Regions from separate parts of the Homo sapiens genome. Here all the other regions are linked to region 2. Evidence: chromatin loops called from intact Hi-C (ENCODE). Cell type or tissue: GM12878. All regions are shown on one strand. Links, peaks and the distances in the headings refer to the core of each region. The heading gives the core; the rest is flanking DNA.

Evidence for each region. Hi-C counts contacts between places; a loop is a spot of excess contacts. Peaks named below come from ENCODE experiments on the same cell type or tissue, not always from the same donor. Only the 100,000 strongest peaks of a DNase experiment are listed, where the experiment ranks them.
Region 1: it touches region 2 in a loop (2.1-fold over the local background); 1 of 110 quality-filtered maps calls a loop at or near these places.
Region 3: it touches region 2 in a loop (2.6-fold over the local background); 1 of 110 quality-filtered maps calls a loop at or near these places.

The regions. Positions count from the first base shown.
Region 1 is chr13:80,303,793-80,311,751 of GRCh38, forward strand. No RefSeq gene overlaps it. Among named protein-coding and RNA genes, the nearest start is that of SPRY2, 33 kb to the right of the region's middle. In GM12878, for the core only: no CTCF peak of the experiment used is centred there; a DNase peak (open chromatin) is centred at 3,873.
Region 2 is chr13:80,252,882-80,260,840 of GRCh38, forward strand. No RefSeq gene overlaps it. Among named protein-coding and RNA genes, the nearest start is that of SPRY2, 84 kb to the right of the region's middle. In GM12878, for the core only: no CTCF peak of the experiment used is centred there; a DNase peak (open chromatin) is centred at 3,899; H3K4me3 peaks cover 714 bases; H3K27ac peaks cover 1,407 bases.
Region 3 is chr13:80,045,289-80,053,247 of GRCh38, forward strand. No RefSeq gene overlaps it. Among named protein-coding and RNA genes, the nearest start is that of LINC01080, 38 kb to the left of the region's middle. RefSeq lists an enhancer at 3,651-3,900. In GM12878, for the core only: no CTCF peak of the experiment used is centred there; a DNase peak (open chromatin) is centred at 3,723; H3K27ac peaks cover 407 bases.

The DNA of each region.
Region 1 (7,959 bases), core at 947-5,946, 50 kb after region 2:
TAACATAGGAATTATAATTTTTTACAATTAATTTATATATAGAATAGCCTATAAATCTCTCAGTACTTAACATGCTTCTAGTTGTAAATCTTTAACAACCTTTTCAATGTTTCTGTGTTGCCCGTCTATTCATATTTCATTCTCCTTGAATAAATCTTGCTAATTCACTTTTTTTTAGGAAAGTTTCAATTTTATCCAGATTTTCAGATTGTTTAATAAACAACCCCAACTCATTAAAAGTTATGTTCTTTAGGCCAGGTGTGGTAGCTCATGCCTGTAGTTCCACTACGTTGGGTAGGCGAAGGCAGGGGGATAACTTGAGCCCAGGAGTTCGAGACCAGCCTGGCCAATACAGTGAAATCCTGTCTCTACTAAAAAGGTACAAAAATAGGCGGGGTGTGGTGGTGCATGCCTGTAATCCCAGCTACTTGGAGACTGAGGCATGAGAATAGCCTGAATTGGGGAGGCGGAGGTTGCAGTGTGCCAAGATCCTGCCACTGGACTCCATCCAGCCTGAGTTACAGAGCCAGACCCTGTCAAAAAAAAAAAAAAATATATATATATATATACACACACACACACATATATATACACACATATATACACACACACACACATATATATACACATATATATATATAAAATGTTCTTTGAGTGTAGCATCATTGGTTTCCCTTTTTTTTTTTTTTTTTTTTTGAGATGGAGTTTCGCTCTTGTTGCCCAGGCTGGAGTGCAATGGCCCGATCTTGTCTCACCACAACCTCCGCCTCCTGGGTTCAAATGATTCTCCTGCCTCAGCCTCCTGAGTAGCTGGGATTATAGGCATGTGCCATCATACCTGCCTAATTTTGTATTTTTGGTAGAGATGGGATTTCCCCATGTTGGTCAGGCTGGTCTGGAACTTCCAACCTCAGGTGATCCTCGCACCTTGGCCTCCCAAAGTGCTGGGATTATAGGCCTGAGCCACAGCGCTCAGCCCATTGGTTTCCCTTTAAGCCTATATCAAATGGAGGGAAACCACCTCAAAATCCCCTGTGTATCATAAAATTGAATTGTTTTGCTTTATATACCTGATGGAGAAATAGAAGCACTGAGGTCTGTGAAGGCACATTTATTGAGGGAGGGGATTGTGGCCTATTTCTTTGACTTGGCTTATCACATGTGTTAGATGCATTGAACACTCAAAAGGGGACTATATTGACTGTGCCAGATGGAATGAGAATTTCTTTGTTTCCTGCATAGGTTAGTTGGGTGTAAATCTAGGTACCTCACTTATCTCCTTTATCTTTCCTGTACTACCTACGTTGAGTATACCTATATATCTGTTTAAATCTTGGACAATCCAATATTCTGAAAGCATTAAAACAGGAGTACTTAGCCCTACTATTATATTAAGGCATTAAACCAATTAAATTGAGACCCTACTATGGACAAAATGCTTTACTATACTGAGAAATATAAAGAAAAATGAGACATGGTCTTTGCCATCCAAGAACTGACAATCCAATTGGGAAAACTTGTGTTGAAGAAGCTCCAATAAAAGTTTACAAAAAAATTACTGGCCAGGCACGGTGGCTCATGCCTATAATCCCAGCACTTTGGGGGCTGAGGTGGGTGGATCACAAGGTCAGGATATCAAACCCATCCTGGCTAACATGGTGAAACCCCAACTCTATTAAAAATACAAAAAATTAGCTGGGCATGGTGGCACATGCCTGCAATCCCAGCTACTCAGGAGGCTGAGGCAGGAGAATCGCTTGAACCCGGGATGTGGAGGTTGCAGTGAGCCGAGATCGCGCCACTGCACTCCAGCCTGGGTGAAAGAGCGAGACTCTGTCTAAAAAAAAAAAAGAAAAATTACGAAACATCAGTATAGTATTATTCTATTCAATGTCGATCCAGTCAGTTTTCATATACCCAGTGCTATACTGGACATTATTTGTACAAAGACTAGTGGTCCTCAAGAAGCTAATGATTGAGCAGAGAATCTCAGATATATAAAATTTGTTACACTCTGATGTAATTTATTCATCTCTGTGATGAATAAAATGCCACATGAGAGTCCAAAAGAAAGTTGTGTCTGGGTAAGGAAATGAGTGGCTGAGAAGATGATGATAAATTTAACTAACACAGGAAATGCAGGCAAAATAGCTCATTTTAGTGGGATGCTCATTTTAGCTGTTGGAGCTGAAGATTACATTTTGAAATCAGTTTCACTTTAGTAATAACTAAAACACTGGGGACAAATGCCCTGGCCCGGGGAAAGAATCTGTAGTAAGTTAAGATTAAAAAAAAAAATCAGGCTAGAATCATGGGAAAAATTCAAGATGTGCTAAAGTTCAAAACGGGTGCTGTGAGAGTTTAAGGAAGGCAAAGTTTAATTCTTTCTGAGATCATCAGGGAAGGTATTTTGGAGGAAGTGAGATTTACAATGGAATTTAAAAGTGCAGATGAGGAGAGTATAATATTAAAGAAGATGGAAATTCCAGATCTAGAGAACTATTTGAATAATAGTTGATGAATGCTGCTTCAGAAATGTAGTTTATTCATAAGAAGAGTAAAGTTGAGGAGAGATGGAGAGAAATTGTACAATGATTGTAAAGCTGGTTATTTCAAGGTGTCAACTAGTAGGGGATATGTTTGGCTATAGAAGAATTTTGAGCAGGAGAGTTTCAGAATCAGCTGTGAGTTTCAGAAAGCTTGTGGAAAGCTCTCTGTGGAAAAGTAAGGCGCTCTATCCTTTTCCAGGCCAGATCTCCAAATGGCCCTTTTGTTAGGGAACCAGGGAGAAATCTCTGTCTTTCCTGGGCGGAAAAAGGAGATGGAAGGATATTTTTTCTTTCTCCAAGATCCTAGGTAATCTTTAACTCAGACCCCTATCTGACCCATAAACTAAAGAAATAGACTGATTAATCATCTAATTATGAAAAATCTGGCTTTTAACTTGAGCAAATTTATAAACTAGTTATGACAGCCTTTCAGAAGAAAAATATCTTTCATCATCCCTGTAACTTAAAGAACAGAGTCTTAAATTGTATATTATTTATAACGTTGGCAATTGGAAATTGTTCAAAAGTTTGTCACTGAAGAATAAATTATTTGTGACTTTATAATTATTTACATTTCAGATATGATATATTTGTTCTTACAAGTAGAAAAAAATGATTTTTTTATCTATGAAATTCTGTAGCTTCCTTTATTTACATATCTCAGTGATTTATGAAACCATCTTTATGCTGTTTTATTTAAAAAAAAGAAGAAGAAGAAGAAGAAATGCTTAAGAATTGTTATTCCTGGAAATAGTTCTATTTATGCATGGCTATTAAGTTTTAAAAAATCAATTTAAAGAGGATCTTCCATTATATTTTACTTTTCATTTCATATTTTACATTTTTTTTCCTGAAACACTAACATGGAAATGCTTTCGGTTGTAAATTTCCAGGGGAATATAGAAATGGTATTATTGAAAAGCATAAAGAAGATTAAAAAGAACCAGGAGAGATGCAAATGACATTTCAAATAAGGATGTTGAAAGTTTCTTCATGTCATTTGTTATTTGCAGGAAGGGTGAGAAGTTTTGCTAGATAATGTTGACAATTGTTTAGAAAACTTTCTACAGGAATTGGAAGGACACGTGACTTTCCCATGAGGAAAAGAGAGCAGGTATTTCGCTGGGCCGACTTTAACCTTAAGTACCAGAGACAGAAATGAAACTTACTCTTCTGAGAGAGTTAGCAGTGGTGTTCAACGTTTTACAAACTCTCCCCGGAGTCTGTTGCTAAATTTGTGCCCAGCAACGTTCATACCTTATTCATGTTCCATAAAAGAGAGGTCAAGGGACGTTAGAGTTTGTTGATTTTAACAGCCTGAGAATTTGAGTCCAGTGGGATTAAAATCCCCTCTCACTTCCTTTATGAAACCACTGTGCTATTATTTGAATAAGTTGTCTGGGTATCTTTTTGATTTCTGTGAGGCACTATAGTAAGGAGAGATGCCATGATGAGAATCAGAACTCACGTATTAAGCACACGTTGTCTCTGGACATAGACCAGACAGTGGGGGTTTCTATCAGCCAACTTGAACTTAATATTCATGACACAGGCAGCAGAACAACATTAAGACAAGATATACATAATCAGAAAGGCAGTTTTCCTAAACTGTGTTTTGATAAATGTTCATATATGTTCCTTGAAAATAAACAGGTAAAATATCCATTTAAAGTACAAGATGGATTAATAGATTTTCTTGTAATTAAGTATGAAAAGTTCATTGATATGATTTTGGATTCTATATTTCAAGTAACCCTTAAGAAACTACCAGATGCTAAATTTTGGTATAGTACTACAGAATACCCACAATTTTCTGAAAATGTTGTTTAGAAACTCCTGCTTTTTTTTTTTTTTTTTTTTTTTTTTTTGAAACGGAGTCTCGCTCTGTCGCCCAGGCTGGAGTGCAGTGGCATGATCTCGGCTCACTGCAAGCTCCGCCTCCTGGGTTCCGGCCATTCTCCTGCCTCAGCCTCCTGAGTAGTTGGGATTACAGGTGCCAGCCACCACGCCCGGCTAATTTTTTTGTATTTTTAGTAGAGACGGGGTTTCACCATGTTAGCCAGGATGGCCTCGATCTCCCTTCCTCGGCCTCCCAAAGTGCTGGGATTACAAGCAAGCCACCACGCCCGGCCAGAAACTCCTGCTTTTTAAACTACATGTAATACCAGATTTTCTTCAACTACTTCAACCAAAACAACATTTCACAAGACTGCAATAGCAGTTGGGAGTATTCAACTATCTACTTTTAAGCCAGACATTAAAGTGATTTGCAGAAACGTAAAACAATGCTACTGTTTTCATTGATTTTTGTTTGTTTTTTAAAAGCTTTCATAAAAATATGTTATGTATATTAACATGTTAGGGTATATTTATTATAGCTGTTTTATTTTATTTATCTATTTTTATTTTATTTATTTTTTTAAACAGGATCTCGCTCTGTCATCCAGGCTGGAGTGCAGTGGTGTGATTACAGTTCACTACAGCCTTGACTTCCCAGGTTCCAACAATCCTGCCACCTCAGCCTCCCGAGTAGCTGGGACTACAGGTGCATGCTACTACACCCGGCTCATTTTTATATTTTTACTGGATGTGGGGTTTCACCACATTTCCCAGGCTGGTCTCGAACTTCTTGGCTGAAGTGATCTGCCAGCCTCAGCCTCCCAAAGTGCTGAGATTGCAGATGTCAGCCATCGAATCTGGCTGTAGCTATTTTAAATTAATTAATTAATTAATAGTTTATAAATGTTAAAAATGGCTCTTAGGGTCAAATGCACTTGAGAAATGAAGATAGAATATTGAATGTCTTCAAATAAGTCTCAATTGTATTAACAGTACAGGAACAAATTTGTTCTTACTGCAAATAATAAAACCACCATCATTGAATATACCTGATTTTTAAATTAATTTAATGTTTTATGATACAGTGATTTAAAATTTTGATTCTAGATTTACTTAATATTGATAATTGGTTTGGCAGCTCTAAATGTTGGAAAAAAGAAATGTCCCAATTATATATATAAAATAACACTTTAGGTGTGTTTCATTGCTAACAATAGTAAATATTTCACATATCTCCCTTCACCCCCATTTCCTCTCAGACTGATCTTTTTCCCTCGTATTATGATTGATAATGAACTTCAACTTGGAATAGGAATATCAACTCTGTCATCTTCTTACTTCTCACCTGTCCTTACACTATTAGAATTACAATTTTTGGTCTTTATTTAGACTGTGAGTGTGAGGCTAAGGTCGGTTTAAACTAGTTGATGTAATGGACAAACACGCCTAACCCAGGACACATAACTGTCAAATGTTGGTACACACTGAAAGCAAAGTGGCCGGACGTGGTGGCTCACGCCTGTAATCCCAGCACTTTGGGAGGCTGAAGCAGGGAAATCACCTGAGGTCAGGAGTTCTAGAACAGCCTGATCAACATGGAGAAACCTCATCTCTACTAAAAATACTAAATTAGCTGGGCTTGGTGGCACATGCCTGTAATCCCAGCTACTTGGGAGGCTGAGGCAGGAGAATCTCTTGAACCCAGCAGGCAGAGGTTGTGGTGAGCCGAGATCGCGCCATTGCACTCCAGCCTGGGCAACAAGACCAAAACTCCGTTTTTTTAAAGAAGGAAGGAAGGAAGAGAGGGAGGGAGGGAGGGAAAGAGAGAGAGAGAAAGGGGGGAAGGAAGGAAGGAAGGAAGGAAGGAAGGAAGGAAGGAAGGAAGGAAGGAAGGAAGGAAGGAAGCAAGCAAAGCTCGAGTGAAAGAGCCATGACCAGCCCCTTTCCTCTTCCTGAGGTGCAGCTCACCACACATGAATGCCTGGCACAAGGACCAGACCTTGTCATCACTAGCAGGTGTCCCTATAATAGATACAATGAATGACACTTTGAGAGGCCAAGGCAGGTGGATCACTTGAATCCAGGAGTCCGAGACCAGCCTGGGAAACATAGTGAAACCTTGTTTCTACAAAACACACACACATACCCATGTGAGCTGGGTTTGGTAGCACATACCTGTAGTCCACCTACTTGGGAGGCTGAGGTAGGAGGTTGAGGCAGAGTTGCAGTGAGCTGTGATTGCACCACTGCACTCCAGCCTGGGTGAAAAAGTGAGACTCTGTTTCAAAACAAAACAAACCAAAAACACAATTATTTGTTATTATTATTATTATTTTTTTTTTTTTTTGAGACGGAACTTAGCTCTTATTGCCCAGGCTGGAATGCAATGGCACAATCTCAGTTCACCGCAACCTCTGCTTGCCGGGTTCAAACAATTCTCCTGCCTCAGCCTCCCGAGTAGCTGGGATTACAGGTATGCACCACCATGCCTGGCTAATTTAGTATTTTTAGTAGAGATGGAGTTTCTCCATGTTGGTCAGGCTGGTCTTGAACTCCCGACCTCAGGTGATCCACCCGCCTCAGCTTCCCAAAGTGCTGGGATTACAGGCATGAGCCACCGTGCCCGGCCTATTTGTTATTATTTTTAAGATACAAAATAGGTATGTTCTTTCTATATGCCTATGGTTCCTTGTACATACCTTTCAGAGGCACACCTCATTTTATAAATAATTCCTCTAGACCATTCAGGCTAAAAGAGAAAATCTGGTCAGAAATATAAGCTTCAATAAAAACAAACAAAATAAACAATTTTTTTTTTTTTGAGAAGGAGTCTTGCTCTGTTGCCGGCTGGAGTACAGTGGTGCAATCCTGGCTCACTGCAACCTCCACTTCCCAGGTTCAAGTGACTCTCCTGCCTCAGCCTCCTGAGTAGCTGAGATTACAGGCATGTGCCACCACGCCCGGCTAATTTTTGTATTTTTAGTAGAGACGGCGTTTTCACCATGTTGGCCAGGATTGTCTCGATCTTTCGACCTTGTGATCCATGCACCTTGGCCTCCCAAAGTGCTGGGATTACAGGTGTGAGCCACCACGCCCGGCATAAACATAATTTTTGACTGATGAGGAAAACAATTTTATTACCTCTTGAAAATTAACAGCACTTCTGAATCATAAAAAGTGTTTTTGGCTGGGTGCGATGGCTCACGCCTGTAATCCCAGCACTTTTGGAGGCCAAGATGGGTGGCTCACTTGAGGCCAGGACTGCAAGACCAGCCTGTTCAAAGCCCCATCGCTACTAAAAATACAAACATTAGCTGGGTGTGGTGGCTCGGGCCTGTAGACCCAGCTACTTGGGAGACTGAGGCAGAGAATTGTTTGAACCTGGGAGGTAGAGGTTGCAGTGAGCCAAGATCACTCCACTGCACTCCATCCTGGGCGACAAGGCGAGACCCTGTCTCGTAACAAAAAAAAAAAAAAATTATGCAATATAAGTATATTTTCTAAGTAAGAACTATTCACTTGAGCAAATGTTATTTAAATTTACAATCAGCCTATCTTTACCCTTCTTTTA
Region 2 (7,959 bases), core at 1,582-6,581:
AATTTGTATGTGTGTGTGTTCTCAGAATGGCAGAATTGATATTTCTTCTCCAAGCTCTATTTTCATCAAAGAAAGGAAGGCAATGATTTCTTAAATTTGAAAATGGAATAGAGATAGCAACAATTTTATAAATATGGATATAAGCTGGAAATAGAATGACATAAATAAAATATGAAAATTTTACATAAGCCTTCCAGAGGCTATATTAGCCGAACATTGTCTCCATATAAGTTATTAGTTCTCTAAAAATAATTATCATATAAATTGATTATTTTTTTAATTTTAATTCATATAATAGAGCTTACTGTAGGCTTAAGTGTTATACAAATTTTCACAATAATCTATGAGGTAAGGGCTTTTATTATTTCTTGTTCCTTCCTCAAACATTAATGGTAGTCACTAGAGATGTCCACAAATATTCTGATGCTTCTCCCTCTAGGCACATGGTAAGCTGGGAACAAACAAGTTACCTGTTTGGCCACAGAAATATGTGGAGAAGTGGTGTCTGTCATTTCCTTGAAAAAAACTGACATATTTCTGTGTGATTCTCAACATCCCCTTCCCAATGCCTTGATGATTGTGGAAAGACTTATCAAGATGGCATTTTCATGATCCTAAGTACCAGAATAACCAACAGTAAAGCCCACATGTGAAACAACTAGAGTAAATTTGGGGAAAAAAAAAGTGTTGAGTCACTGAGATTTTGGAGTTGTTTGTTGCTGCAACATAACTGAGCTTTTCCTGACTGATGCACCAATTATTTCTTCCAACTTGCTCTTCTTAGTCTGGAATAGCATAACCCTAATTTGTCTGTTTATTTTAAAAAATGAATGAAAGGAGGTGATGAGCTAAGGAAGGGAGAAAAAGAGAGAGAGAGATACCTTTGGCTGATGTTGTTAATGCTTTTTACCTTTTTCTTCTTTGATTTTTCCATCTTCCTTTGATAAACATTGAGCCCCAAAATGGAATTTTACAGAATCAGGGTCAAGAATTGGGGCAGGTCATCTCTCAATACAGAAAGTAAACATGGAAGCTTCCCATTTCGAGCTCAATATAAGTATTCTTATTGGCTATGGTGGGAAAACTCAGTTGATTCTAGGATATCAAGTATCTTCTCTTGCTTACTATTAAAAACTCTGAAGATTTAGCCTGCATTCTATGAAATTATCATTTTTATGAGTCAAAATAGGTGAATAATTATAAAACACTTTCAAGATAGTCACCTTTGGCCCCTTCATATAACATTGGAAAGAATATTAATCTCATAAGATACACTCATGAGTTACTTAGACTGAGAAGCTGCATCAAGGGCATACTATTTCTGTATACATTTCCTGTTTCTATAATACTGACATCTTCATAGAGGCCTGTTATCTCACTCCATTGTCACACAACCCTGTGCTCCATGTAGGACAGGGATCAGTTTCTCCCTCTCTTAGTACAGAAACTGAGAAAGGTCCTTGAGGAATTGCCACACTGTCTTCCACAATGGTTGAACTAGTTTACACTCCCACCAACAGTGTAAAAGTGTTCCTATTTCTCCACATCCTCTCCAGCACCTGTTGTTTCCTGACTTTTTAATGATCGCCATTGAACTGGTGTGAGATGGCATCTCATTGTGGTTTTGATTTGCATTTCTCTGATGGCCAGTGATGATCATTTTTTCATGTGTCTGTTGGATGCATAAATGTCTTCTTTTGAGAAGTGTCTGTTCATATCCTTTGCCCACTTTTTGATGGGGTTGTTTGATTTTTTCTTGTAAATTTGTTTAAGTTCTTTGTAGATTCTGGATATTAGCCCTTTGTCAGATGGGTAGATTGTAAAAATTTTCTCCCATTTTGTAGGTTGCCTGTTCACTCTGATGGTAGTTTCTAGAAATACCATTTGACCCAGCCATCCCATTACTGGGTATATACCCAAAGGATTATAAATCATGCTGCTATAAAGACACATGCACACATATGTTTATTGTGACACTATTCACAATAGCAAAGACTTGGAACCAACCCAAATGTCCATCAATGATAGACTGGATTAAGAAAATGTGGCACATATACACCATGAAATACTATGCAGGCATAAAAAGGGTGAGTTCATGTCCTTTGTAGGGACATGGATGAAGCTGGAAACCATCATTCTAAGCAAACTATCGCAAGGACAGGAAACCAAACACCACATGTTCTCACTCACAGGTGGGAATTGAACAGTGAGAACACCTGGACACAGGGTGGGGAACATCACACACCAGGGACTGTCTTGGGGTGGTGGGAGGGGGGAGGTATAGCATTAGGAGATATACCTAATGTAAATGACGAGTTAATGGGTGCAGCACACCAACATGGCACATGTATACATATGTAACAAACCTGCACATTGTGCACATGTACCCTAGAACTTAAAGTATAATTAAAAAATAAATTAATTAAAAAAAAGAAAGTGCGAAAGGTGACTAGATGAAGATCAGAGAGTAGAAAGCAAGAGAGAACTGAGGTCATCAGTACTAACACACACGTGACACCTGTAATAAAAGGTTGCATGCTTTCTGATGCAACGATGTGTTTTATTTTAAACTATACATGATGCCAAAGTAACTATTTAATGTAAGCAGTCTCTTCAAGAATAAGAAAATAAATCAATTATTTAAAGTCTAGCTGTTTCAGTGAATTAACTAATTCAGTGCTAGTGATACAGCCACTTAGATACCATGTCAAATTTATAAAATACCTCTCCTTCCTGAACACTTCCAAACTCTCCCTGAAACTGCTTCATAATTCAATATTTCCATTTTAATTTTGAAGTCTCCACATTAACTTGAAGTTTATGAGGGCAACCTAGATCAGAATCTGATAATTTGATATTTGTTAGTTTCATCTTTGTTTTACTAATCTCACTTTCTTTACTGACGTCCAGGAGACATGCTGTCTTGATTCTCCTCTTAATTCAAGGCTCGTATTCTTTGCTAGTTCATCTTTCTGACCTCTAAATGTTGAACAAACCCAAAGCTCAGTCCTAGAATCTCTTTTTTTTTTCTATCTGCACTCCCTCTCTAACTAATCTGATACGTTCTCATCGCTTCAGATATTACATACAGACTTACAAATTTTAGCTGCCACTTCAACCACTCCCCTGAACACCAAACATATGTATCTAGTCACCTACTCATCTTTAAAATTTTCACAGTTAAGAAGTATCTCAAAATTAAGATGTCAAAAAATCAACTTTCTGATTTCCCACCAAAACCTGCTCCTCCTACATGCTTCCCTATGCCTCCAGTTGCTCAAGCCAAAAGCCTCAGAATGTGCCTTGACTTGCCTCCCCCATCTTATATCCAAGCCATCAAGGAATTCTGTCAGTTACACTGAAAAAATTAATCCAGCATCCTGCCATTTTAACAATCCCTCTAGTTTTCCATCACTGACACTCTGAGCCACATCAGCTATTATTTGGATGTCTGTAATAGTTTCTTAAGTCCTTGCCAAACAAGGTTTGGTATGTATAGCAGGGGCCTGGGCATTACCTGGGAGCTTATTAGAAATGCAGAATCAGTCCTCATCTTAGGCCTATGAAAATAGAACCTTTATTTAACAAGATTCTCTGTGATTTGTGTGCACAGTAGAATGTGAAAAACTTTATCCTAACTGGTCTTTCTCTTCCTTCTCTAGAACATATACATTTCGGTTTCAACATAGCGGCAGCCAGAGCGGTCCTCTTAAAGTGGAAGTGATATTCTGCTTCTCTCCTGCTTAAAACCTTCAGATCTCCCTATCTCCCTAAAAGCAACAACCAAAGTCCTTCCAGGGGCTACATGAACACCTGCATCGTCTGGAGTCTGCTATGACTCAGCCCTCAATGCCTACAATACTCATGCATTAAGAACATATTGAGTGGGTATGGAAAGTCTCTAAATCTTCTGGTCCACGCTTTAGCAAACACGTCTCAATATATTCTACTTCTACAGATGAGTAACTTCATTCTTGATGTTTTGTTTGTACTGATTTCGGTTTTTCACTGAGAAATTGAACTCTACTTTTTCTTGTCTTTAATTTCTGGAAAGCACCTACAAAATTTCCCAAACACTGACTACATTCCCCTAAATGCTTTAAAATCGGTAATTTTTTTAGAGACCTTAACTTTTACAGAGTTAATACTAGAATACTTACAAATGTCACTATATTATGGCCAGGATTTGTATCAAAATAATGGAGGTAGAGGTTCAGGAGTAGACATGAGAAAAGATGAAACAAGATTGGCCATAGGGAAGCTGGTTGTTAAGTACAGGAAGATTGCTTATGTTTTCCTATCAATTTTTGTGTATGTTAGAAATTTGTTATAACAAAATATATTTTTTAATTTTTTACAAATTTGTTAAAATAATTTTCTTCTTTCTTTTGATATCTGAATAAAATTATATGATGTTTACATTTCACTTTGGTGGTAAAAATGAACAACTAAGCTGAAATAATACCTTTTTTTTTGTTTTTGGAGACGGAGTTTTGCTCTTGTTACCTAGGCTGGAGTGCAATGGCTCGATCTCAGCTCACCGCCACCTCCGCCTCCCAGGTTCAAGCGATTCTCCTGCCTCAGCCTCCAGAGTAGCTGGGATTACAGGCATAGGCAGTCATGCCCAGCTAATTTTGTATTTTTAGTAGAGACAGGGTTTCTCCATGTTGGTCAGGCTGGTCTCGAACTCCCGACCTCAAATGATCCGCCCACCTCGGCCTCCCAAAGTGCTGGGATTACAGGCGTGAGCCACCGTGCCCAGCCTTTTCTTTTTTTTTGAGATGGAATCTCACTCTGTCACCCAGCCTGGAGTACAGTGGTGCAATCACAGCTCACTAAAGCCTCAACCTCCCAGGCTCAAGTGATCCTCCCACCTCAGTCTCCTGAGTAGCTAGAATCACAAGCACGTCCTACCTCACCTGGCTAGTTTTCAATTTTTTTTGTAGAGACAGGGTCTCACTATGTTGCCCAAGCTCTTCTTGAACTCCTGGGTTCAAGCAATCCTCCCACCTCAGCCTCCCAAAGTGCTGGAATTATAGGCATGAGCCACCACACCCAGCCTGAAGTAACACTTTAATAACTGTCCTTTATGCTTACGATTTTGTGTCTCCCTAAGCTTTTCTAGATTATATATCTTTGATAAAGGCTATTCTTATTAGGTTTTCTCAACAGCAGATCATCTTGGCCAGGCGCGGTGGCTCACGCCTATAATCCTAGCACTTTGGGAGGCCAAGGCGGGCAGATCACAAGGTCAGGAGTTCAAGACCAGCCTGACCAATATGGTGAAACCCCATCTCTACCAAAAATACAAAAATTAGCCGGGCGTGGTGATGTGCTCCTGTAATCCCAGCTACTCGGGAGGCTGACGCAGAAGAGTCCCCTGAACCCAGGAGGCGGAGGTTGCAGTGAGCCAAGATCATGCCACTGCACTCCAGCCTGGGCAACAGAGCGAGATTCCATCTCAAAAAAACAGACAAACAAACAAACAAAAAAACCCAGCAGATCATCTAAATGGAAAAGTTTGTCCTCCACAGAATCAGGAGAAACAAATAACTGTAACTAGTGGTATTAGTCCATTCTCACACGGCTATAAAGAAATAACCTGAGATTGGGGAATTTATAAAGAAAGGGGGTTTAAATTGGTTCATGGTTTCATAGGACAGGAAGCATGATGTTGGCATCTGCTTGGCTTCTATGGAAGCCTCAGGAAGTTTACAATCATGGCAGAAGGTGAAGGAGAAGCCAGCACTTTACATGGCCAGAGCAGGAGAAAAAGAGGGAGAGTGGGGAGGTGCTACACACTTTTAAACAACCAGATCCCATGACAACTCTATCACAAGACAGTACTAAGGGGATGGTGCTAACCCATTCATGAAGGATCCACCCGCCATGATCCAATCACCTCCCACCGGGCCTCATCTTCAACACTCGGGATCATAATTCAACGTGAGACTTAGGCAGGGACACAGATCCAAACCATGTCACTCTTTCAGGTAGCACTAAATTTTGAGGAAAATTACTGTTTACAGTTTGTGGAAGAGTAATGATATCCTACCATTTAATGGACAGTATTGGACTTTCTCCTTCATTTATTAGATTGTTTTCCTGACATAGAATCCAGCACATAGTAGGCACTCAACAAGTATTAGCTGAATAAATTTTTAAAAAGGAATAAATGAATAAGTGAGCAAATTAATGTTGATGACTGTGTTAAGAAATAAAATTTAATCGAATCTTTCCTGCTGTTGAAATTGCATTATGGCCAAACAGAATTTTCTCAAATGATTGCATAACAAAGGAAATTTATATTTCTCATCTGGTTAGAATGGCAAACCAATGTTTGTTTCAGGTTGCATTCTCAGAAAAAGTATTCTTAGATGGAAATTTGCATACAAGAGGTTGGTTGGAAAGTATAAGAGAGAACAGCACCTGTTACAGAGTAAGGGAAGCAGTGTTGGGCAAAAGGAGACTTTGTACTGTGAGACAGTTGTGCCAGAGGCCTCAGCCACTCCTACCTGGAGTTCCAGAGCTGGAGGGCACTTCAGTTGTTCCCAATCAAGAAAAGGGAACCAGGACTTTGGATCCCTTTCACAGAGCAGTAATTACTTGTGGACTGCCCCGAATCTCTCCTCCAAGAGCAATGCCTGGAGAGAGGATGAACTGTGAGCCATCTGCAGCCAAGCTACAATGTCTACTATAATCACCATTTTCATATCCAGTAGAGGAAATTTCACCCAAAAAAGTATTCTATAATTATTTTCTTCTTTGAAAAACAACTTCAGCTTTTATTTTAGATTAAGGAGGTACATATGCAGGCTAATTAAGAAAGAAAATAATTATTTTTTTTCCAAGTATTTCTCAACATGACCTATTCCCTTGCCATATGCTAAATCATTTCTGTGTAAACAGATAGTGAGCTTCTTCTAAAACATGTCCTTCTTCCCTTAAATCTATTATTGTTTTTCCTTTCTTTTAGGCCTCTTATTCCTTAACCTTATATATTCTTTGTTGTTTTAGTTTGTAAACTTTTTTATTATGGCTAAAGTATACACAATGTAATATTGTAGTATTTATCCTTTTTTTTTTTTTTCCCCCTTAAAACAGGGTCTTGCTCTGTTACCCAGACTGGAATGCAGTGGTGTGAGCAGGGCTCACTGCAGCCTCAACCGCTCAGGCTCTAGCGATCCTCCCACCTCAGCCTCCCAAGTAGCTGGGACTACAGATATTCACCACCACACCTGGATAATTTTTTTATTTTTTGTAGAGACAGGGTCTTGCTTTGTTGTTCAGGCTGGTCTCAAACTCCTGACCTCAAGTGATCTTCCTGTCTCAGTTTCCCAAAGTGCTGGGATTACAGGCAGAGCCATTGTGCCTAGACTGTTTTACTTTCTGACTATGAATTTGCCTATTCTAAGTACCTCCACTAAGTGGAATTATACAAAATTTTGCTTCTGTATTCTATGCCTGGCTTATTTCACTAAAGAAGATCCATCCATGTAACAGAGTTTGGCAGTTCAGTCAACACTTTCTCATAACTTTCCAGCATTGTGCTGCAGCATGGGAGACAGAGTGTGGAAAGTGTTGTAGAAAGTTACTAGAGATGGGGATAGAAGAAACAGCATACTAGAAAAGTCAGAGTTAAAGATGTCAAAATGCCAATAAAGAGGTATTTTTTTTCCAGGCTGAGTCTTGCTCTGTCAGGCAGGAGTGGAGTGGTGCAATCATGGCTCATTGCAGCTGCTACCCCTCAGACTTAAGCAATCTTTCCATCTTATCCTCCCAAGTAGCTGGGACTACAGGCACGCACCACCACACCCAGCTAGTTTTCTTTGTTTGTTTGTTTGTTTGTTTGTTTGTTTTTTGCATTTTTTCTAAAGACGAGGTTTCACCATGTTGCCCAGGCAGGTCTTCAACTCCTGGGCTCAAGTGATCTGTCTGCCTTGGCCTCCCAAAATGCTG
Region 3 (7,959 bases), core at 947-5,946, 210 kb before region 2:
AATGCTCAAGATAAAATCCTGGTTACTTACCTTGCTATTATGCCTCATGTCTAAACCATAAGCAGGCTCTTCAGTCCTACTTAAGCAGCATACCCAGAATCCACTGAACTCATTTTATCTTTACTGTCATTGTCCTCATCACAGACCCATCATCCTCCATTCCTCCAGTGGCAGCCACACTGATTTCTTTGCCCTCTCTAGTGACCCTTCCTTCTGCCTATTTCCACATAGAAAACAGGACAATCTTCTAAAATTGCAAATTAGATCATATCATAGGTTAGAACACTTTAATTGTTCTCAGTGGACTTTGGGAAAAAAACCAAAAAAAAAAAAAAAAAAAAAACACCCAAACATTGGAACTCTTTTTCAGAGTGTATGACATGGCCTATGACATTCTAGAAGATCTGACCTCCCCACTAGTCTCTAGTCTCATCTGGGATGCTTTCCCATCACCTGTTTTGTTCCAGCCACATTGGTCATTGTTCTTTCCTTCAAATACACTATTATCTTATTTACTTATTTTCTAGTTTTGTTGTTGTTGCTTTTTTTCTTTTTCTGAAACAGGATCTTGCTCTGTCACCCAGGCTGGAGTGCAGTGGTGCAATTGTAGCTCAGTGCTTGAACTTGAACTTTGAGCTCAAGCAATCCTCCCACCTCAGCCTCCTGAGTAGCTGGGGCTACTGGCACTCTCCGCTATGCCTGGTTTATCTTTTTTAGTTTGAGTATAGACGAGGTCTTGCTGCATAGCCCAGGCAGGTGTCTTCTAGTTTTTGTTTGTTTGTTTGTTTGTCTTTTGAGATGGAATCTTGCTCTGTCATCCAGGCTGGAGTGCAGTGGTGTGATCTCAGCTCACTGCAACCTCCACCTCCCGGGTTCAGGCGATTCTTCTGCCTCAGTCTCTTGAGTAGCTGGGATTACAGGCGCACGCCACCATGCCCAGCTAATTTTTGTATTTTTAGTGGAGATGGGGTTTTACCATATTGTCTAGGCTAGTCTCAAACTCCTGAACTCATGATCCGCCCACCTCGGCCTCCCAAAGTGCTGGGATTACAAGTGTGAGCCACCGTAGTTTTTTACTACACCCCCTCTAGTTTTTTACTACACCCCCCTCACTAGACCATTAGCTTCTTGAGGCAATGGATCTGCTTTTCTTTTCACTATCCTTTCTCCAGCACTTAGACCAGGACATACACTGTAACAGGCCCTTAGCAGATATTTGTTGAATGAATTAATTACTACAAAATGAGAGCTTGTGGAAGTAGGCTGAATTGAATGAGAGAAGTAATGACAGTAGGAGAAATAATAGCACACCCTTGGAAAAGAAATTGGTGAGGAAAGAAATCACACAACGAAAAGTAAAACTTTAAGAGATTCTGGATGTTAGGTTTTAATAAGTTTGGATCATGCACCCCTTTACAAATGTTATGACATTGTATGACCCACATTTTCAAGGTGTTCCTTGGATACTCTGAATCTCAATCAAGATCCTCTCAGCAAGGGTCATGGATGCCAGTATAATAATTTCTAGAAGGTGATCACTGACAGCTTTACCTTCTGGGGGAACACTTCATTCTGAAGATTAGCCCCCATTTTACATTGCCACTTTTTTGACATGTCAACCATTATCTCAAATTCCCCCCTTTAGATAGACAAAAACGAGAGTACCCACCTGGTGCTGAATTAACCTTGAGAAATTTTAGGTTAGGTAAGGCTGTGTAGGATAAAATATAAAACAAAAAAATTACCTTAAGAATCTGTTTCCCACAGTGGAGTTCCTCCAGATACAGCCAACTTTGCTAGGTTTCACTTAATTATAATTAAAATATCATTATTAAAATTTCTCAGGAATTACACTGTGCTCATCGCTTCCAGAAAGAAGTAAATTATTGTCAAACTGTGTGGATACAGATCCTTGGGTCGAATATAGTTTTTCCACTGGATTAGTCTAAAAGGTAAAAGAAAATGCATGTCTTTAGAGCATTTCCTCTTGTGCACATTCAAATATACAGTGTGTTGAAGGCCTGGGAGGCCATCCAACCTCCTACCTGTTGGATTACACTAGGATAGTGTCACATTTTACTAACACTCCCTAGAAAACCTTATTTTAGAAACATTTTCCGCCTCATTTTATCTGAGTTTGCTCAAGGAACTGAAATCGTCGTGTGCTGAGCTCAATGCCATGTGCAAGGTCTCCGACTAGCACACAGAAAACTCTAAGGAACTGTAATTCAGTGATTCTTGCCATCTGCAAGCCTGTGGAATTCAGGTGCCCACAGGAAGGAATGGAGAGGTTTTTCCAGCCTGACCATATCAGCCGTCTCACCACAAGAACCTTCTGTTTTGGCTGTCGTCCCTCTATCAGACTCAGGCTGTTCTTTATGGCCAACTGTGAGTTTAACGTGTCTGGTTTACATTCTGTTGGTAAAGTGTTTCTCTCAGTTCCAAGCTCCTTTCCTTCCATCCGATGGCTTGACTGCTTTGTATTCATGTTTGTTTTTTAAGAGGAGGTAGGATGGGTGGACGTTAGGGACCATAAAACAACTCTAGAAGTTTGCATTCACAAAATAGTGAAATTAATACTAATAAGGAGAAAGACAGGCACTGATAGTGCAGCAGAGAAAATCCAACAAGTAGGATCAGAGGTGTAAGGATGTGGTAGGTGATTAAATAACTCTGTCAGTGTGGAGTGGGCAGTAACTAACCATTTTATTTTTAATTTTTTTGGTGAATTAAGCAGAAGTTTTAATGACTATCCCTTTCTCATATTTGTGAGGTGTGGGCTGCTGTAAGCTATAGAACCATGGCAAAGGGCTTAATGGGGAGGAAAACAGTTTTAAAATTTCTCTTAGAACCCAGCCCACTGGAATTATGAAAGCAGCCTCAGTAAGTAAGATAGACTTGCATGCGTCCAGTTACAGAGGTGTAGGGAAAGGAATGACTCTAGTTACTGGAAACTAGTATTTGCATTGGACAACATTATTATTTGAATTGGATGGTGGAGGCAAAAGTACATCTTAACTTTATCAAACATGTTTCAGATGCAATTCTTAATTCCTCCACTTAAGGCCATTATGCTTGTGGATACAGGATGATAGTTAATACTTTTAAAACACATTTTAAAAAATTACCTTTAAGCTCCTCAAGTATTCTAAGGATATTCTTAAGCTCCTTAAGAATTCCAACAATAATTTGTTTGCAGGCCAAAGACTGACACCTGCTATATCCTATTGTTGATTATTTTACAAAAGTAATTTAGTTATAGAGGCTTCTATAAAAGCATGCCTCACTAATTTTGTGTGCCTAAAAGAATCAGAGAAACATGCTTAAGAAAATATTTTCCCTCCCCAGGGAGTAAAACAGGCTGGGCTGTGCCCATCTAACAAGGTAGCTTGCATTTTAAGGTTACATTCACTGGGATGAAAAAATATTTTAGTTCAGGTAATTTCTGAAGATTACTCAGTTAAAGGTAAATGAAATATCTTCCTCAGAATAAGAGGAGCTCAGCATTTAAGGGACCTGCTTTTCTAAGTTCTCCTTCCCTTCCATTTTTATCAGCTGGATTGAGAGTGGGTGGTTCTCACTGATCACCACCAAGGATAGCTCAGAGCGCTGAGCCTTTGCAGCTTAGTAACTTGCAGGAAGCGCTTCCCTGTTCACTCACAGGCACATCACGCTTCAATCTCCCCAGGGAGGGTGCACTCGAGGTTTGAGCGTGGGGGTGGAAATGGAGGCGTTTCCGTTCTATTTTGGTTTCTCCTACTGACTGGCTGCTCAGCTGTTCATGAGTCATCCTAACCTCAAAATCTGTCATTAAAACAGAAATAATGATACCTATTTTCTGTGCCTTACATGAATTGCATGAAGACATTATTCATATTTCTGAAATACATGTGAGAATTAGTCAAGGTTAGCTGTAAGAAAAAGTACAATGGAATTGTTTTTAATCCATGATAGCTATGCTTTTATCATTTAGATTTTGAGAATTCTCTGTACTGAAAAATGAAGAATGAGAAGAGATCCTAATAAGGATTAAATTTGACAAAACACTTATTTGATGAACTGGATTAAGATACATACAGTTTTTTTAAATATATGGCATAAGAATGTATTTATTCACATGTTCACTTAATAACATTTTATTGAACATCCCGGCATTGACTTAGACACTAGAATTACCACTATGACACAGAACCTCTCCTAAAGGAGACCACTAGAAACAAGACTACATGATTCTAGGTGACTGCATATGCAAATCTGGTGATATTTGAGAGATGTGCATTTTAATATCATCTATACCAGTGATTCTTAAAACAGAGATTAGGAACTTCGGAGAGAAAGAATTCAGCTTCATAGGAAGAAAAAAATCTACATTTATCGTGAATATGTTTTTCTACAGCTTATTTTATATTACTTAGTTGTTCTTTTTCTAAGCTTGTAAGTTTAATGTTTATATTTTACTCATTCATATTTAGAAATAAAAACATTAAAGACGTGAGTTTGTCTCTGGATACCATTTTGTCCATATTCTATATATTGCTTTTCCTATTTAGTGCTGTCAGTATTATGTAATAAATGCTCTATAATTGAAACTTTTATTAGGTGATCCTATTAACATTTCTAAATGATAACATGACTATGGTTTAGTTTTTGCTGTCAGCATCCAGCAAGCTTACATTAAGCAGATTTGTTTGCAATAGCAGTTTCTTTTGTCTTTCTCGTAAAGTGCAAGTTCCTCATGTGAATTGTTATATACTTGATCTCTGGCTAGGAAGAGTGTTTTACAGCAGCCCCATTTAATTCTTCCTGGTCCATCCATGCACAGGCTTCTACCACATTAAGCATCTTTACTACACACTCCTGTAACCAGACTTCTGCCAAACTGAGCAGTCTTTATAGCAGGCCCCTACAAACAATAAAAGCAAGTTTCTTTATTTGGGTTTGGAGAACAAAAATAGAAATGGAAGAAACTACCTGTTCCTTATTCTCTCATTCTAGGTCCAAGAGAAGATACCCTCACAAATTGGCATTCTCTCCTTGGGATAGATGGGAGAACTCTGTGTGTGATATTATTGAGCTGTCTTGGACTTGAGCTCAGTTATGTGGTTTCCTCTATTTCCTGTCCTGGGAAGAGATGAAAGAGTAGCCCTGAGCCTCTGTGCAGCAGCATCCAGACACCATGGCTAGAATCCCAAATTCTTAGCCTCAGTCTATGAGCTGGGCTTAGATCTTTGATTATGTTGCCCTTCCCTCCCAAACAGGGCTGCCTCCTCAGTGGTTCCTCTCTCCCAATCTTGTCACATGACATATGTGGTTCCTTTCTTAGTGCTTTATTTCTTCTACCAAACATCCGCTCAGAGAGAAGTAGGATTCTAATTATTATTGTCACAATGGTTTTAGCTCATTTAGTAGAAATAAAATTTATAAAATATTTATAAATAAATTTATTCTTTTAGCTAGCTCATGCTGACCAATATATAAGGTATTTTTTGATTCATGATAAATTTTGAGCCAAAACACACTTGCCATCTGAACCCTAAACACGTAAGTAGGATGTTTCCCTTTCTTTTGCTAAGGGACAAATTTCACGATAATATTTTGTGCAAAGTGCACATACACAGGTGAGCATTTTCCTTCCATTCTCACCTCTCAAAGTAAGATAATGAAAAAACCTTAGAAATTTGTACAAGAACTTAATGAAATTAGATTTTTTAAAAATTAGATAATTCTCAATTCTCTGCTTCTAATTCGCCAGATTTTGCATGCTCCTTTGGGCATTCTCTTTTTCTCCTCAGAGTTTCTTGGTTCCCATCACACAAAATGATCCTTGCTAAAGGTATCAGGATCAAACCCTAACCTCTCGTTCTTCAACTGTCCATTTAAATTCCATCAATAGGCTCATGCAAATTACAGATGTTGTGAACAATTCTTTTATTGGGAGAAATTGAAAGAACACTATTTTAACAGTTTAATCAGCATCAAATTAACCTTGCTTAGTCCTGTTCTCAACTAGCAGCTAGTCTTCTGACCAGTCCCATGACCAAGGGCCCACATGTGTCACCAATCGCTAAATATCTGACATAGCCATCTTTGAGTATTTACCTGGAAAACCTACTCATCCTTTTCATTCTATACCTTTATCTTCATTCTCTCATCCATTCTCTGATGCTTTGGCATTCTACCCACTACCTCTTCATTAGTTAAGTGGTTGCTTCTTTCTATCTAGCCAGACTTCCTGATGCCAATTCATGTCCTGACCAAATTTTTGCCTCTCACCTCCTGCTTCCCTTTCCTCCATCATCATGTTCACACTGACTTTCTCCTGAGACATCATCTGTAACTTCTTTAAGGACCTTCCTTATGTTGATGACCTATCTAAGGGGCCCTCTATCACCCACATCATGCTATTTTTAGCACTAGGAAAGGTGGAAACTGCTCAGAATATTTATCACGTGTCTTTAACAGGATCCTAATTTTCATGTACTACTTCTGAAGATACATTATAAGAGAATTCCAAACTGCAGAACAAAGGGTAAGTCTACAAAGGTGCTCAGTGTCTTCATTTATAACAGAAAAATAATTAGAATATGCTAGCCACAAAAGAGTATTTAATAATAATAAACCACCCGATATACCTTAATGCAACTATTAAAATTATGTTTCTAAAGAGAAAGCACTGTAATTATATGGAAATATCACTACAGCATTATGGTAACTTTTTAAAAAATATAAGATTTACTTTATAGAGCATAACTAAGTCCTGTTTGCTTGTCTGTTTAACTTAGTCATAGAAGCCAAGACTGGAAAGAATAGAAGCAAGATAAATGTGAGCAACTGACTATCACATTGAAAGCCTACTTTCAATTTTTCTTCATTTTCTAAATTTCTCTAATGATTACTGTGGTAGACAACCTCTAACATGGTCCCTTGTTGTACTCACCTTGTGCAATTCACACCTGGATATTATCTCCTCTTGTTGAGGGTGAGCTGTACTTGTTTCTAATCAATAGATTGTGGTCAAGATGATGGGATGTCACTTTCATAAATAGATTACAAAAGATTGTGACTTATGTCTTGCTAGCAGACTTTCTTTATCACCTTCTTGGTTTTCATGCTTTGATAAACAAGTTGCCATCTGGGAGAGGCCCACCTGGCAAGGAATTGAGGACAGCCTCTGGTCAACAGCCAGAAAGGAACAGAGGGCCTCAGCCCAACAACCTGCAAAGAAAATGAATGCTGCCAAAACCACCTATTGAGCTTGGAAATGGCATCAATCAAGCCTTCCTCAGCCAAGCCTTCTGATGAGACTGCAGACTTTGATTGAAGCCTTGTTAGAGAACATAAAGCAGAAGATCCAGTTAAGCTGTACTCAGATTCCTGACCCTTGGAAACTGTGAGACAATAAAAGTGTGCTGTTTTCAACTGCTAAATATTGGAGTTATTTGTTACAGAGCAATAACCAACTAGCATATGAAAGTATTATTTTTATAACACAGTAGTAAACTTCTTTTAAAAAGGATATTCAAATAAAATGAATTTGAAATAGTAAAGGACTTTCTGAACATTGTATTAGTCCATTTTCACACTGCTATGAAGAAATACCCATGACTGGGCAATTTATAAAGGAAAAAGGTTTAATTGACCCACAGTTCCACATGGCTGGGGAGGCTTCAAGAAACTTACAATCATAGCAGAAGACAAAGGGAAAGTAAGGCACTTTCTTTGGGAGGCCGAGGTAGGTGGATCATGAAGTCAGGAGTTCAAGACCAGCCTGGCCAACATAATGAAACCCCGTCTCTACTAAAAATACAAAAAAAGTAGCCCAGTGGTGGCAGGCACCTGCAATCCCAGCTACTTGGGAGGCTGAGGCAAGGAGAATCACTTGAATCTGGGAGGTGGAGGTTGCAGTGAGCTGAGATGGTGCCACTGCACTCCAGCCTGGGCAACAGTGCGAGACACCAT